2 separate regions of the Homo sapiens genome follow, and region 2 is linked to region 1. Evidence: chromatin loops called from intact Hi-C (ENCODE). Cell type or tissue: B cell. All regions are shown on one strand.

Region 1 (8,000 bases):
AAGATGTACATCACAAAGGAAATTATATTCTATACGTACCCTTTAAATATATGCTTAAGTCAGGGATGTTTGATTTCTTCTCTGAAGATGGACCATGTGTTCCATTCAGCATACAGTGACCATTATCACAAGACCTAAAGGACAGTTCAGAGTAAAATTATATAAGGAGAATACTTTCCAATTAAAAGTAACTTGAGAGGTAGAGGGAACTAGTATTCCTGTTTATTTAATAAAGTTTGAACATATATTTTTCTTTTCTCAAAATTACCAGTAATAACATCAAGATACTCATCCCTTATTTTAAAATGTAGAAGTAAATATCTCAAGTAACACAGTCTCTCTTTTTTTAAACTATAACCAAGAATTACAAGGGCCACAAAAATTGTTGATATCCTAAACACTATGTAAAATTAACTTATCTCTGTGGAAGAATTCAATAGAACCTGGTCAAGTTTTTGAAGTAAAAAAAGATGTATGTGCCAAGGCAAAAACATATAGCAGTCTCAATGACTTTATTATTTGTTGATAGTATTTAATATCATATTTTTGCTTCTGTAACTTAAAATTTCCTTGTAATAAAAATAAGCTACAGCACATAAAAGAAGAAAAATTATTGAACTTTCAATAATTCCATTACAATTCTGACAGGAACATTCAAAGAACTAGAGCCTGTGGTACTATTTCACCACTGCCAAGAACAAAATTCTGGCCCTCTGACACTACAGAAAATGACTTTAGCAAAGGCCTTGGGTACACGACAAGTACAGTTTTTAATGTGTTTGTAAAGGGTACTACTTACCAGAAAAGTATGCTTGAGTTGTTGGGGCTTTTTTTGTTTTGTTGTGTGTGTATCTGTGTGTTGCAAAGGCTGGAGTGCAGTGGCATGATCTTGGCTCACCGCAACCTCCGCCTACCAGGTTCAAGCAATTCCCATGCCTTAGCCTCCCAAGTAGCTGGGATTACAAGCGTGCACCACCACGCCCAGCCAATTTTTTTTATTTTTTAGTAGGGTTTTGCCATGTTGCCCAGGCTGGTCTCAAACTCCTGGCCGCAAGTGATCTGCCTACCTCACCCTCCCAAAGTGCTGGGATAACAGGCATGAGCCACCGAACCCAGCCAAATTATTGGTATTAATTCTTCGGAATCATACTATGAACACAATGGTTAAAATTGAGCCATGGGAAGATAGCAGCAGGAAGAGAAGATAAGGAGCATATTTTGCCTTCAGCATATAGCTCTATAACAATCAACTGACAAAGAGCTATAGAAATCAGAGTTTACATTTTACTTTTCTCTGATTTACTCTGAATTTTTAGAGCAAAGTAAAAGTGCGTATGTAATGGAAGAGACGGATATTTGAATAGATAATGCAAGAATGCTTCATCTGAAATTCATTTCTATTCTCTCTGGTGGCCACTTCTCTTTAAGGGGCCAGATATAGTTCATTTAAAAATAGTTATCATGTATTGAATCTTCATAATAATGATGGATTTTTACTGAAATTAAATTGAATTACTCATTTACTGGGTCACTTTTTCTACATATTGACAATTCACTTCTCCTGATGTTCCAAAGGGGGAAAAATACACACAGGGAAAGAAAGTGTTAAGCTTAAAGAGCTCTTTGGAGAGCACAAAAGAAGATACTTCATCCATCAGCTTTCAAGAACAAATTAGATAAAGAATTCACTCCAATTACATTTAGGGATTATCAACGTTTATTACTTTTCTGTAACAATAGAAAAATGGTAATGATGGTTATAATTCAAATTTATTTTCAAGATTTGGGAGCTCTGCCACAAAAAATCACATCCAATATGATGTAACAATTAAAATTTAACGTATTAAAATTATACTCCTCACTTATCCAGCAATGAAAAAAAATAAGACTCCCAAAGAGACCAAAAAAAGCTCATCCTACTTTAGTTTTTAAAAATTACTGCACATTTGTAAGAGCCAAAGAACCGAAAATTGTAACAACTTATATTTGATGAGAAGGAATATCTTTTGTTCTCAAATACATCACTAGCTACTTGGTTCTTCTGATACATAAAATTAGCTCCTCGTTATTTCTTTGTCTTCTCAATGATATGATTTTATCAACAGATGTCTTATCTAAACACCAGCAATAGCAAGGAGTGTTTAGGTTCTTGCTTTTAAAAAAATAAAGTCCTGCGCTGTAGACTATTAACAATTCTGGGTAATAATTCAGCAGAATGTTGATAATTCTAACCAGGGTCACTTATTAAGACAGACATCTGCTTAAAATGAAAATGTGCTTCTCTTTCCAAGTGCTGCATTTCCTACCTCAGTGAGATGCCTGAAGAAACACATTAAAACATTTTTTAGTTTTTCATTGGAAAAGAAGGGAACACTGTACTTATAAAATGTTTTCAGTTGATTGACTTGACCTCAAAAGGAAATGGCACACTAAGTAAAGATGGCACAGATGACTGAAGTAATTGCCATCTCCCCTATCCCTCAGTCAGTCATGGAGAGATGCTGGAATGTAGGGCCACCAGCAGTACTTGAGCCCTATTCTATGTGCCAAGCATGGCCCCAGGAATGTTATACAAAGGAAACCAGAACTCAGAAAGTAAGTTTTGTAGCTGGGAGTACTGAGTACCTCATATATTTCAGTCAGGTAAAACAAACAAACCCAGAAATAATAGATTTCAGTTTATAAATTCAATAATATAAATGCAGACTCATGCCTTTACTTAAAGATAAAGTAATATTTCAATACAAACAACCCATTATTAATAACTCTTATTTACCTCGATGGAGCTTCCAAGTCAAAGACCAAGGCTATCCCCATGTAAGTGAGAATAAGCCACAAAAGTAAGGAAAAAACCCCCATTATTCCACACATTCTTTTTTTTTTTTTGAGATGGTGTCTCGCTCTGTCACCCAGGCTGGAGTGCAGTGGCACAATCTCGGCTCACTGCAACCTCCGCCTCCCGGGTTCAAGCGATTCTCCTGCCTCAGCCTCCTGAGTAGCTGGGATTACAGGCGCCCACCACCACACCCGGCTCATTTTTGTATTTTTAGTAGAGACAGGGTTTCACCATGTTGGTCAGGCTGGTTTCAAACTCCTGACCTCATGATCTGCCCGCCTCAGCCTCCCAAAGTGCTAGGATTACAGGCGTGAGCCACCACGCCTGGCCTATTCCTCACATTCTTATTTGATCTAAAGGAAGGTAAATAGCACTTGATAGAAAAACAAAAAGTTAAGAGAAACACCTTGGTATTTTTTTCCCACTTCTTCAAAATCTGAATAGAAGTAGGTAGCAAGTACATCAAGAAGGAAAATGAATTTAAATTATACTAGTATGTACATCATGAAGAAAAATTCTAAGGAAGGTCAGAATAATACCTTAGTTTCTGAGCACTAATTTTTCTTCATGAGATAGGTGTTTAGAACTGATAAAATAAAGTGACTTCCTGATTAATGAGAAATCTGCATCTTTTAGTTTTCTTTAAAAGTAATGCTGGAAATGGTATAATAGGAAGAGAAGGATTTGAGCTGGAAATTAAGGATTTTTAATTAGACGTGAATCAATTGTTTAAAAACAAACATTACAAATGATAATGCTTATGCAGATGTAAGTGGCAAAAATCTGCCCATACTCTTACCGAACAGGAGGTTTTACATTATGACAATGAGATGGTTGTGAATTCAGGGAAACAGGGTGGGATGAAGGAATCTTGTATTCATCATCATCTTCCTCTACTGGGTCTCTTGTTTTCTCTGAAAGAGAATTTGCTAACGGACCAGTACACCTACCAGGGGAAAAAAAATCCAATCTAGTTTAAGCATAATATTCAAAACAGGCAAGTCTGATGTGACATATTCAAGTCAAAGAAGCTACTTTATCACTTATGTTCATTTTTCAATTACAGGGTATCATCAGAGAAGCTGTTCTTATATCAAATACAAATGAAAACAATTTTCAATCTTTTGTTAAGACCCTTGATGGGATAAAAGAATTTTCATCCTCACAATTTTAAATGGCACAATAGGAAAAACTAGTAACCTGTCGAATAAAATAAAAAGATGTTGGATTTGTAAGACAAAATGTACAAATTTATTCAAACCAAATCTATTAAAATATTAATATTTTGTTCCAATTTAAATTAAATGGGTAAAATATGATGCTACAATAATAAGCATGGTTGTTTTATATATTAAAGAAGTCTTTATAGAATGGTCAAACTTTTTGTCTCCTGTGAATATTATCTATAGTTGGAAAAATATCCAGTTTAATTCTGTAAAACTTAACTATCCTGTGAAATTATAGTTGAAGTTGTTAGGTTTTTCTTCCTACCAACAACTGAGAGCTAGAAATGAATGGAATGATTAGATGTAGATAATGAGAGAACTTATTTTTAAGTCTTTGAAGTACATTATTTTTATGGTTTAAATTCCCTGGCTAAATAAAAGAGAATTAAAATGAGTAAAACCATCACCTAATATCAAAAACATTAAGCATTTCACTTATCCATAAGAGTAAATAAACCAAATAAAACAAACCCAAACAAATGGGCAAACATAAACAATGTTTTTCGTAACTGTTGCTACCAGAGTTTAATCTAACCCTGGCTGAAGCCAATGAAAAATGCCAAGGCAGAAATGCACAAACTCATCCTGATTCACTTTAGGACGACCAACTAGTTTGCAAGGCATTGGGAATACACACATGGATCCAAATCTTTTTGTTAATCATCATGAACCTCATGAGAAATCTGTTCAATTTAAAAAGGAAGGAAAAAAAAAAAACAAAAAAACTAAGTGACTGCAATTTTGCAGCACCTTCTATAGAGGGAGCAAGAGGCCTTTGGTATATTAAACAAACATGCCTGAATTAACATTCATTTTTATTTCTTTTTATTAGTTAGAACAGAAACAATTTTAGGGGCTTTTCTTTGTGACCATTACAAGAAGGCATTTTGAAAAATCTAAAGATTTAAGTTTCAACCATATTATCTAAGTCATTAGATAGGACATTCAAAGATCAAAGAAAAACTAAGATTTTTCAAGTGTATGTTTATTGATACCTATCTTTGAAAAAAATTTCAATACTGATCTTTAAATTCTTGTTGTTTGAGCAACTTTAGAATTCACATGAGCGTTACAGGGAGACAAAAGCACAGAGACAAAAGCATAGTGACAAAAGGTCCAGTGTCACTACCTACAGCACAAGCTAAGGGCCTTAATAATAATCTATTATTACACCTATTATGGTTTAACTTTGGAGGATTTACTTTCCAATTAAAGGAAGTTAAGTATATGGGCTGCAAAATGGTGATCTGATGGCACTGGAACTGGGAGAGACTTATAATATTACTTTTCCATAAATTCCTGTAAACACAGCCATCAATTTAGCTAAGTCAAGGACCAGAATGGGTTCTATTACCAAATGAAATGAGAAATATATACTGTACATCCTCTCTATGCCTAAGATACTTTCATTTATAATGAATCCCTTTCTATGCAATTCAAGCATACACTATGTAAAAAGAAAACAGTATTTTTCACTAAACATTCAACAACTATTCAATATCAGAAATGTTCTAAGATCTGCCTGTTGCAGGTTCCCTCCAAAGATTTAAGTTTCCAAAGAAGCAGTTCATTATGAGTCAACAATGGACCATTTTTTAAATCACATACGTTGTGGCTAATTTGATATTTTACCTTCATTGATAGAGAATTTCTCGAGTAATTTCCCCCACTCTTTTGCTTTGCCACAAATCAGTAGATTATTTCAGAATGAAGTGAAAAGCAAAGCTCATCTAATACTTCATGGAATAATAAGGCTTATTGCTAAAACTTACTAGTATAAATTGTCAACTTACACAGATTTTAGAGAATTATATCTAGAAGTGAAAAAATAGTTTTCAAGTGGTGTTTGTATCTAAATATGAAAAAAATACTTAGGTGTTCCATTTATCACCATTTTAATAAAGTTCTAAAGATTCAGATTTTATTTTTCTGCTTATGTTTTTTAATGAAAATGTTTAATATCAGTATAATAGTCTATTTGGATTAGAAATAAACCAAAAGAATAACATTACAGTGTATTTTATTCAAGATTACATAGTTTTTATTAAAAATTAATCTTATCCAGTTCTGAAAAAAAAAACTGGTTTCTATCAAAAAAAATAACAGAAGAGGATGGTACAAATGAGATAAAGAAGTTGTATATAAAATAGCAAAATAAAAAACTAGAGTCATGTAACTAATTATACCATCTGGAATTACATGTGGGGTTTTATTTTCCTCTACAAACTCATTCAAAAAACAGGTTTAATTTTACTTACTACTAAATAACAGGTAAAATAATTAGATTTATATTTAGTCATTATCTATCCATGTATGTGACATTTGGCAGTAGAAAAAATTTCTATCTTATGGGGCATGGGACAATTTTCAGTCATTGACTAAACTTACGGGAAATTTTTAGGATACCAGAGGAATAAAGCTGAACAAATTGTATTTGGCTGACTCCACATTAAAGCCTACCATTACACTTATTACTGCAATCCCTTTATATTCTCATCTTACATTCCCGGAGTGTTCTGCACTGATGCTGTTATTACTGAGTTAATACACTGGTAATACATAGGGACATACACTCTCAAAGATGCATAGTCACCACCCCCCCCACAACCTGGACATTTTATTAAATTCATTGTGTTAGTTATTTGAGCCTTCAGTGATAAATACATTCATCTTCTACATATGCACACTTGAAACAAACCAAGAAACAAGTGAATTTTCACGCCAGCACAGGAGATAGTATCCAATGCTATGCTTAATTAGTAAGCTTGTTTTCTACATATAAGAATCTATCTTCCTTTAATAGTATCTGAAGGCAAGTAACGAAAAAATATCTTCTGTTAAAATAGAATCTTTAGAGCTTGCCCTATACATTACACCATATTTCTTATATTACATTATCCCAATCCTAACAGGGAAAAATGTCTAACTCAAATAAATAGTCCAGAGAAGAGACAAAACAAAATATAGCTATATTTGAAATGATTTTTGCACATGTGCCACATATAAATCATTTCCTCAAAACACTAAATTTTATCATATACATGCTAATTTTCAAGGGTCTTTCATGACATCAAAAAAAAGTCTGTGTGGTATACTATCAAGCTTTAAGATAAGCTTTACTTATAAGCATTTTCACTAACTTGTTTGTAAATCGGAGAAACAGATTTGAAGTTGCTTTGTACTTGTGTTCTATCCAGCCTCTGTGCTCTTCACACAGATAACCTCATGGTTTGCTCCCTTACTTCCTTCAAGTTTCTGTTCAAATATTAGCCTTTCAGAGAGGTCTTTCCTAATGACCTCATCTAAAGTATAAACCTCTCTATCATTATTTATCCTCTTCCCTGCTTATTTTTCCTCCTAGCACTTACCACTAGCTGACAATATACAATATAGTTATTTGTTTACTTTCTCTTCTCCCTAACTAGAGCTTAAATTCCAAAGAGGATAAAGGATTTTATCTTGTACAAACTGAACCTCTAGTAAGTAAAGCAACTGAATGAAAACAGGACAGTTAGGTGAAATTTGTATTCTCTGTTTATGGAACCAAAAATACAAGGACTTATCTCTTTAGAAAAATATATATTATAAGAATATATATTCATAAAAATAGATAATACCACCTCCAACAACAAAAAAACCTTTCTTACAAAAATGCAAAACCAAGTAATATTGATTCATGGCTATTTGAAAGCCTAAGTTTAATATATCAAAAGTACAAAAGGTCCATCTCTAAAAGACAAGGCACACACACAAAAAAAATTCTTAAAAAAAAAAAAAGATATTCCTCAGCATTTCAGAACATTATCTTACCTGGAAGTAATTACTCCATTATTACTTGTAATAATGCCTCTGTTCATTTGCCAATCTATTGTGTGCCAAGTAAAATAAATATTTCCTTAACTATTCAGAGTATCATTTAGTTTTAATTTTGAAAAATC
Region 2 (8,000 bases), 1.4 Mb after region 1:
TTTGTTATACAGAGCAAAATGATAATAAAATTAAATCACATATGTTTACTTGTTTTGATTGAAGAATCTAAACTCATTAAACTATAAACATGGAATTATTTTCCCATCTTCCCAAATAATACCTATCAAATGTCTCCTTTCACCTTCTTTTTACCTAGGTACAAGCTCCTTATAGATCTCTCACCTCATTCTTATGACATTTCTTCAGTTTGGGTTAAGATTTTCTTATATTTATTTAAACACCTCCCTCTTCCACAAAAGCAGGACACACTACTGACTAGAAGTGTTTGAGGGTAGGGAGGAAGGGGTGTGTTCTCCAGAGAAAGCACTCTCCATCGAAGCTTCAGCAGCAGTGAGAGGAGGCAGGGAGAGAAATAGTTACTGGAGCAACCACGATGGTGGGTGACAGGCCCACCATTCTCTTTCTTTAGGTTGTTGCTATTTTCTCTGTTGAACATTGACTACTTGGCAATTTCACCTTTGAGAGAGTTATCCAAGCATTGGCTCTTTGTACGTTCTTGGAGGGCCTTTTTGGCCTCTCCCACTGCATGTCCCTTGGCTAGGAGACCAGGTTATAGCTAAGGCTATTCCTTCTTGCCTTAACACCAGCTGGAGCAGAAAGGTATCTACAGTACTGCCTAAATCACAGCCACAATTAGTGGTGTTTTTCCAACTCATAGGAAATTCCCATGTTCTTACTAAATATAGGGTTTAAAGCTGAGCCCCTGACATTCCACTCACACCTCTGACATCTCTCTCCTGCCCTTTTATCCAAGCTCAGAATTACCAGATAGTAGGTTAGCTCATGGTTCAGCAGCTTTCAGAAAGGAGAAGGTCATGAGCTGTAGACCTTTTGGAAAGGAAATAATTCAGGCATTCACTACCAACACCCACTCAGAATTCATACATTGAAATCCTAACCACTAATGTGATGGTATTAGGAAGCAGAGCCTTTGGGAAGTGATTGGTCATGAGAGTGCAGCCTCCATGAATGAAACAAGTGCCCTTACAAAAGAGACCAGGGAGAGCTCTCTCACCCTCCTTCCATCATGTGCACATACAAAGAAGTCAGCAGTCTAGACCCCGGAAGAGGGCCTCCACCAGATACTGATCATGTTGCCACCCTGATCTCAAACTTCCAGCCTCTAGAACTGTGAAAAATAAATAAGCCACCTAGTCTATGGTATTTTGTTATAGCAACTCAAACTGACTCAGAGATCTACTTAATACACCAATGTCAAAATCTATTTCTGAGGCTTAAGACACATCTCACCACTCCTAACATTAATGTCAAAATCCTTATACCAGGGCCTGTCAGTCACCACAGAATCTGATCCAGACCACAACTCCAGCTCTGTCCCATGCCATTCCCACCCCTTGCTGCCTGTATTCCTGCCCCACTATCTTCTTTAAGATCATCAAACTGCCAGGCTACTCTTCATCTCAGTATAAAAATAGACAAAGAGTCTTCAAGACAGAATTCTGAGGAACACCAATATTTTACTGTAGATTAAAAGAAGGAGAAGACAGTAAAGAAAACAGAAGTATCCAGTGAAGTAGAAAAAAAAAAACAGAAAATATGTTATGGCAGAAGCAAAATAACGAATGCATTTCTAAGTAAAATAAGTGGTTTACCTAATTAAATGCTGCTAAATGAAGCCCAAGAATTTGACCAGCTAGAAGAGACTGGAGACCTTGAAATAAATGTTCTGGTAGAGAGATGAGGTCAGAAGGTAGATTGAAGTACCATAAAGATGAGTGGGAGGGAAAGAATGAGATAATCTTATTTGATAGCAGGAGTAATATTTATTAGCACTTAAATTATTTTAATTTAAAGTGGCTTTAACTCTTTGCCAAGCACTATGCTAAGCACTTTGCAAGCATTTTCTCATTAAGTCCTCACTTAACACTATTTGGCAAGGAAACTAAAATTTAGAGGGACTAAATAAATTGCACAACCACACAGCTAAAAAGCTGTGGGAGACTGAATAATGGCCCCCAAATATATCCAGGTCCTAATCCCTGGAACTCGTAGTGTTACTTTATATTAAAAAAAAAAAAAAGGCTTTACCGATGTGATTAAGGATCTTGAAATGGAAACATTAACTTGGGTTATCAAGGTGGGCCCTAAATATGCTCAAAAGTGTCCCAAGAGGGAGGCAGAAGGAGATTTGACACAAAAGAGAGAAGACAATGTCATGGCCTCAGCAGAGAGGGAGATTTGAAGATGCTACAGTGCTGGCTTTGAAGGATGGGGTGGGGAGCAAAAGAATGCAAGGAATGCAATTCTAAAAGTTGGAAAAGGCGAGGAAACAGATACACTTAGAGCCTTCATAGGGAGGACAGCTCTGAAATTAAGATATCTTAACTTCAGCCCAGGAAATGGGTTTCAGAATTCTGACCTCCAGAACTAAAAAATAATAAATGCCTGTTGCTTTAAGCCACCAAATTTGGATTATTTGTTACAGAAACCACTGGAAACTAATATAGAAGTGATCATAATTCGATCTCCAATATAGTTCTACAACAAATCTAAGGGTCACACATATGGAAGGAAAACACAGAAAGGGCAGGAGGAAAAAGAAAGAGATAGAGAAGAATACAGAACAGAGAATTGAAGGGAAGAGGAAGAGAGGGGAGGGGAAAAAGTGTGAGGAGTTGCGAACAGGAGCAGAGAGAATAAGACCCCAAACATTGTTAAAGTCCATGGCAACTTCATCTTAAGGACTATTATCCCCACCTGAGTCAGAATGAGTTGGCATTGGCCCATAGCTACAAGTTATCTCCAGGGGGTAAAATTCCAGTGCAGAATAACCTATAAATACTGTGGCATCGCAGCTAGAGAGAAAACAGATTGATGTAGTCCTAGTTTGGAGGTCAATTGGCTCAGTAACTGTTAGAAGCAGCCAACAGTTAAAGACACAAATATTACACGGTTGGAGATAAAGTTCCAAAAAGAACAAATTGATTCATTTTGTACCACGAACTCAACTCAAAGTAAAGCCCTACTTCGCTTTTTAAGATATATTTTGTAAGGTTTTCATTTTTTGTTTTATGTTATTATCCTGTTATGACTTATTAATGGCTATCATTTGCTATAGTGAAATCGTATTGAGACTTTTCACTCAAATGCTCTAAATAATTAATCTATTTTCAAGAACGCTTTATAAATGCATTGTTATTTAATTATCTTATTTAATTTCATGTTTAAATAATGCTCTGGTATATATGAATCAATGGCCACATCTTAAAAGACATACCTGTATCCAATATTCAATAAAAGAAAAGGAAATTTAGCAGGAAAATGAATGATTTGTGTGTCTAACACCACCATTTAAACAACCTGAAACTCACGGCAACATTTGTCCCTTAGGTTCAAGGATGTATCCGAGGGTAGTCATGAAAATTCAATTCTTAACGCTGACTTGCTGTGCTCTCACAGGATTCTTTTCCTAGTTAGAGTTACAACATTTTTCCTTAGGAAATGAGACAATGCATTTTGAAGTTCTCTAAGGTTAGGAAGAGATTAGGGAAGAAACATTTGCAGTCCATATATAGATTCTAAATACCCATAGAATGATGATTTTCCTAATTTTCTAACAAATATTTCTTATATTATGGAGCTAAAAGCTACATTTTTAAGGGAGAATTGAGAATAAGGAGAAATGGTAAGGTACATTTGTGGGAAGAAACGCATTTAATTCAGTCTCTCCCTTTCAAAAACAGAAAGGGAAACAGCAATCAACACAACATATGGAGTATCTGTTTTTCGATAAAAATGCCAGGTAAAGAGGTCTTATTTAAATCCACACAGACAGTATTATCCTCCCCTTCTGAAGATTGTTTTTCCCCAGGCACAAAAGGTCAGGCATATTGTTGAGTCTGTTACCCAAAGACCCGAGTAACAGTGACATCTAGTGGTGCACGGTGATATAGGACGTAGAAACGCAAACGCTTGCTGAGAGCCCAGAGCAAAAAACCCTAGAAGGAAGCTGCTAAATTTAAAGTTTCCTGATTTCTGTGGCAACAAAATTGTATTCTAATGTAATCAGTTACTCCTGTCTCACAGGGAATGATATTGTTCTGGGTCAACATTTGGGACATGGAAAAGTCACTTCGTATTCACTGCTGGGGAAATGAGGAAACCTATAGTCAAATCCCACCACTTTGGTTTTGGAATTGGAAATGTAACAATATTGCTGGGATTTTTTTTTAAAGAGCATCATCAATCTGACCACAAAAGGTTATGCTCCTCAGACAGGAGAAAGGCAACTGAATACGCTTGTAAATGCCAATCCTAAAAATCTATCCAAAGATATTAAATTTCTCATTTTTAAATTTTATTTCTCTACAGACTATTTTCTCGTGTCTAAAAAAGAGGCCATCTCAGGCCGCTCTGTAGCAGCTCAAACTCTGGCACTCAGCCCATTGCCTTAGACCTACTGGCTACACCGTTCTGCCCTTCTCTGCTGCAGGTGCCAGCCACAGCATCCTTTTGTCTGGTTGCCAAATCAGTAATCTCTCTTGGCATCTGCCTTTTCTACCCCCTTCCCCCATTCTCCCCCTCCATCAAGAAATCTAATTCCAAGTTGGCAGGCAGAAGGTCAGAAATCTTTGAAAGCCTCAGCTTCCACCGCCCACTCTCGAGTCTCGCCTCTGTGCATTCTGCCAAATGCCAACTTGCTTTTCTCCCTCCTCCATAACATCCTGTATCTCTGGAACGCTGAGGTTGTCACCTGAATCTTGCCCTCACATCTGCTTCCTTCCCCTCCCTCGGCAGCAGGGCCCTCTTTCATTAGTAACATCCTGCCGCGTCTCCCCAAGGCTCAGCACATCTTGTCATCCGTCCCTGGCATACACAGTCTCTTCCTAGTTATCAACTTTGGGACTCGCCTCCATCAGAGGTATCTGGAGACCAGAGCTGGCCCAGAGCAACTGGGGAAGGCAAGCTGACGGCCCCCTGAAATCCACATAATTGCATCTTTGAAAAGTGGGCCACATGACAGCAAAGAACTGAAAACTAGTGTGACAGAGAAGACAAAAGACAAAAATCACACCCAACTCCAATAGATGACAGTTTTGTTTCTTTGTTTACATTTTGAAGTGACATGTTCAGGGAGACTTTAGAATAGTCTTTTAGGGAAAAAAAATTAATATCTTGCATGATTTGTTCACTATGAAAGAATTTTTTAAAACACATGCACTAGGAATTTTATATCATTTTTTAGTTTTAAAAAGATGACCATGTCAGTGTTTCATTTTGAAGCTACGAATTGCATATAAATTATATCAACAAAAATAGGATTCTCATCTCAATTGTTTCTAACCTCTTGTAACCACTGTGCCATCCTTATTGCTTCTCTCTAAAAATAGCAAAGTCGGAGCTAACTTAAAAAGAAGTAATAAGAAAAAGACAGCAGTAGAAAAGCTGAAAAGAAATTAAAGGCAAGTATTACCTCTCATAAATATCCACTAAGCAGAAGCTGAACAAATTAACTTCAAAACCATTGAAACTAGGGAAATACCCTCTTGCAGCAAGTCAGAAGATGAAAAAAATCACTAGTAAGAAAACGTGAAGTTAGATAAAGTCTTTTTTTTTTTTGAGATGGAGTCTCACTCTTGTCACCCAGGCTGGAGTGCAAAGGCGTGATCTCAGCTCACTGCAACCTCCGCCTCCTAGGTTCAAGTGATTCTCTTGCCTTAGCCTCCCAAGTAGCTGGGTTAACAGGCGTCCGCCACCACGCCTGGCTAATTTTTGTATTTTTGTAGAGACAGGGTTGCACCATGTTGGCCAGAATGGTCTTGAACTCCTGACCTCAGATGATCCACCCGCCTCGGCCTCCCAAAGTGCTGGGATTACAGGCGTGAGCCACCGTGCCCGGCCATAGATAAAAGTCTTTAAAATGCACTTTAGAGATATTATTACTGCCGTGTTGCTCTGTTTCACATGTAGCATAGTGTTAAGACTCTTCACAAAATTGTTTAAACTGGGTTATTATATGAAAATCATTTAGAGCCACCTAATTCTTTAACTTATGATGAAACAGAAGTCCAAAGATTAAGTTTTGTTTTGTTTTGTTTTTTTTGCAATAGCAAAGCAGAAACCAGAACCTAACTTTCCAATTCCCAATCCTGTATTATATGCACACCTATGTAGCATTTTTAAATATTAAAAAATATGATTGCATTGAATAGATGATTTCTGCCTTACTCAATTTTCCATTTCTAAAATAAACATGATTGCAATCATGAAATCCTAACTATTCACCACTAAATCAATGAAATCCTATGATTTGGCACAGGATTGGAACAAAAGATAAAATAAGCCCTTTAGAAAAAGCCCTTAAAATGTCGAAATCGCATCATATCAGACAACACTCTTTCCCAGAGTGTATAAAAGGAAAAACAAAAGAATATAGACTCAGACTAAGCTGAAGAACCAAATCTGGAAAGAGTGACATTGATTTCAAGGATCAGACTTCATATATTGAGGGTCCATGTGGGTGGAAGTGTTGGGCAAGCACACTGTGTTTGGAACTACCTTTAAACTCACCATGTTTTATTTGTGTTACTAAGACATTCAGGTTGTGTATTAGTCTGTTCTCACAGACTATACAGAACCACCTGAGACTGGGTAATTTGTAAAGAAAGGAGGTTTAATTGATTCACAGTTCCACAGACTGTACAGGAGGCATGGCTGGGGAGGCCTCAGGAAACTTACAATCATGGCAGAAGGGCAAACGGGAAGCAAGCACCTCTTCACATAACAGCAGGAGAGACAGCGCACGAAGACTGGGGGGTGCTACACACTTTTCAAACAACCAGCTCTTGTGAGAACTCTATCACAAGACAGCACTAGGGTGATGGTGCTAAACCATTAGAAACCACCCCCGTGATCCAATCACCTCCCACCAGGCCCCACCTCCAACACTCGAGATCACAATTCAACATGAGATTTGAGTGGGAACACAGAGCCAAAGCATATCAGTTTGGGATGACAGAAAGCCAGTATGTCAGCCAAAAACTAATGCTAAAGAGAAAAGTGCAAGGAATGAACAGCCTTCTGCTAGTTGAAAGAACAATGAAAGGTTTTGCCGTCTTCTATAACTTGAGTGATAGATTGATGGTGAGTGCTTGCCTATGGCAACAGCTCTCAAACACATTTTACATTATTCTTTTGAAAGTGGTATATCGAAATAATTTCCTAACCCCGAAACAAAGAATTCATTGAAACTGGTTGCTGTTTGGTAGAGAAAGAAACTACGGAGTTTCAATATACCTGAGGTGAAATCCCAACCTATCACTTCCTGGCTATGTGACTTCAAGCCCGGCCATTAACTTCACTAAACATCAGTTTCCTCCTTCATTTGGAGAAAACACACATCCATAGTCTCTTACATGAAGTTCTTGTGACTAGATTTCAAGGTTTTTTTAAATTTTATAATAACATAATGTCATGCATATACTGAATTTTATGTGACACCCCAATGTCTGAGGCAGTACTTAGTAAGCAAACATATTGATATTCCTTCAGTAAAATATATCAATAATCCACTGAAAGAGATAAATAAAATGTATTACTATTTTCATGGAATTCAAGTCAGGTATTGCCATCAAAACTACGAAAGGAACTTTCCAATATAGAGCCTCCTAGATTTTGGCATTGTGGATATGGGATTAGTGACATACAAATATATTCATCATAGAGTGATTGCAACAAATGAATGACATATAGAGGATAGGCATCTGTGTGACTATCTAGGGTGAATTATAAATGGGCCCTCATGGAATCCAAGTACAAGCAAGGAAAATCTTTGTTGAGCATGAATTCCTTCTCCTAAGATAACGAACATCCAGTTGTCAAGTGACCTGAGAGACACAACCAGAAAGGTCTTCCACTCTATATTCCCTTCATATCCTAGATCTCAGAGCCCCATGGGAGCTGGCTTCTTCGCAGCTCGGGGAAGGGGAAAAAGGGAAGGAGAACAGGGGAGAGAGGT

Evidence for each region. Hi-C counts contacts between places; a loop is a spot of excess contacts. Peaks named below come from ENCODE experiments on the same cell type or tissue, not always from the same donor. Only the 100,000 strongest peaks of a DNase experiment are listed, where the experiment ranks them.
Region 2: a loop joins it to region 1, with 23 times the contacts of the local background. A loop is called at or near these places in 21 of 110 quality-filtered maps.

Annotation. Positions count from the first base shown.
Region 1 is chr3:105,681,685-105,689,684 of GRCh38, forward strand. CBLB (Cbl proto-oncogene B) reads right to left here. Exons shown (of 19, transcript NM_170662.5): 14 at 3,636-3,782; 15 at 40-134. Among named protein-coding and RNA genes, the nearest start is that of CBLB, 180 kb to the right of the region's middle. In B cell, CTCF peaks have their summits at 4,811 and 5,010; a DNase peak (open chromatin) is centred at 4,797; H3K27ac peaks cover 287 bases.
Region 2 is chr3:107,060,731-107,068,730 of GRCh38, forward strand. No RefSeq gene overlaps it. Among named protein-coding and RNA genes, the nearest start is that of LINC00882, 180 kb to the right of the region's middle. In B cell, CTCF peaks have their summits at 3,912 (motif pointing left) and 4,116; a DNase peak (open chromatin) is centred at 3,911; H3K27me3 peaks cover 637 bases.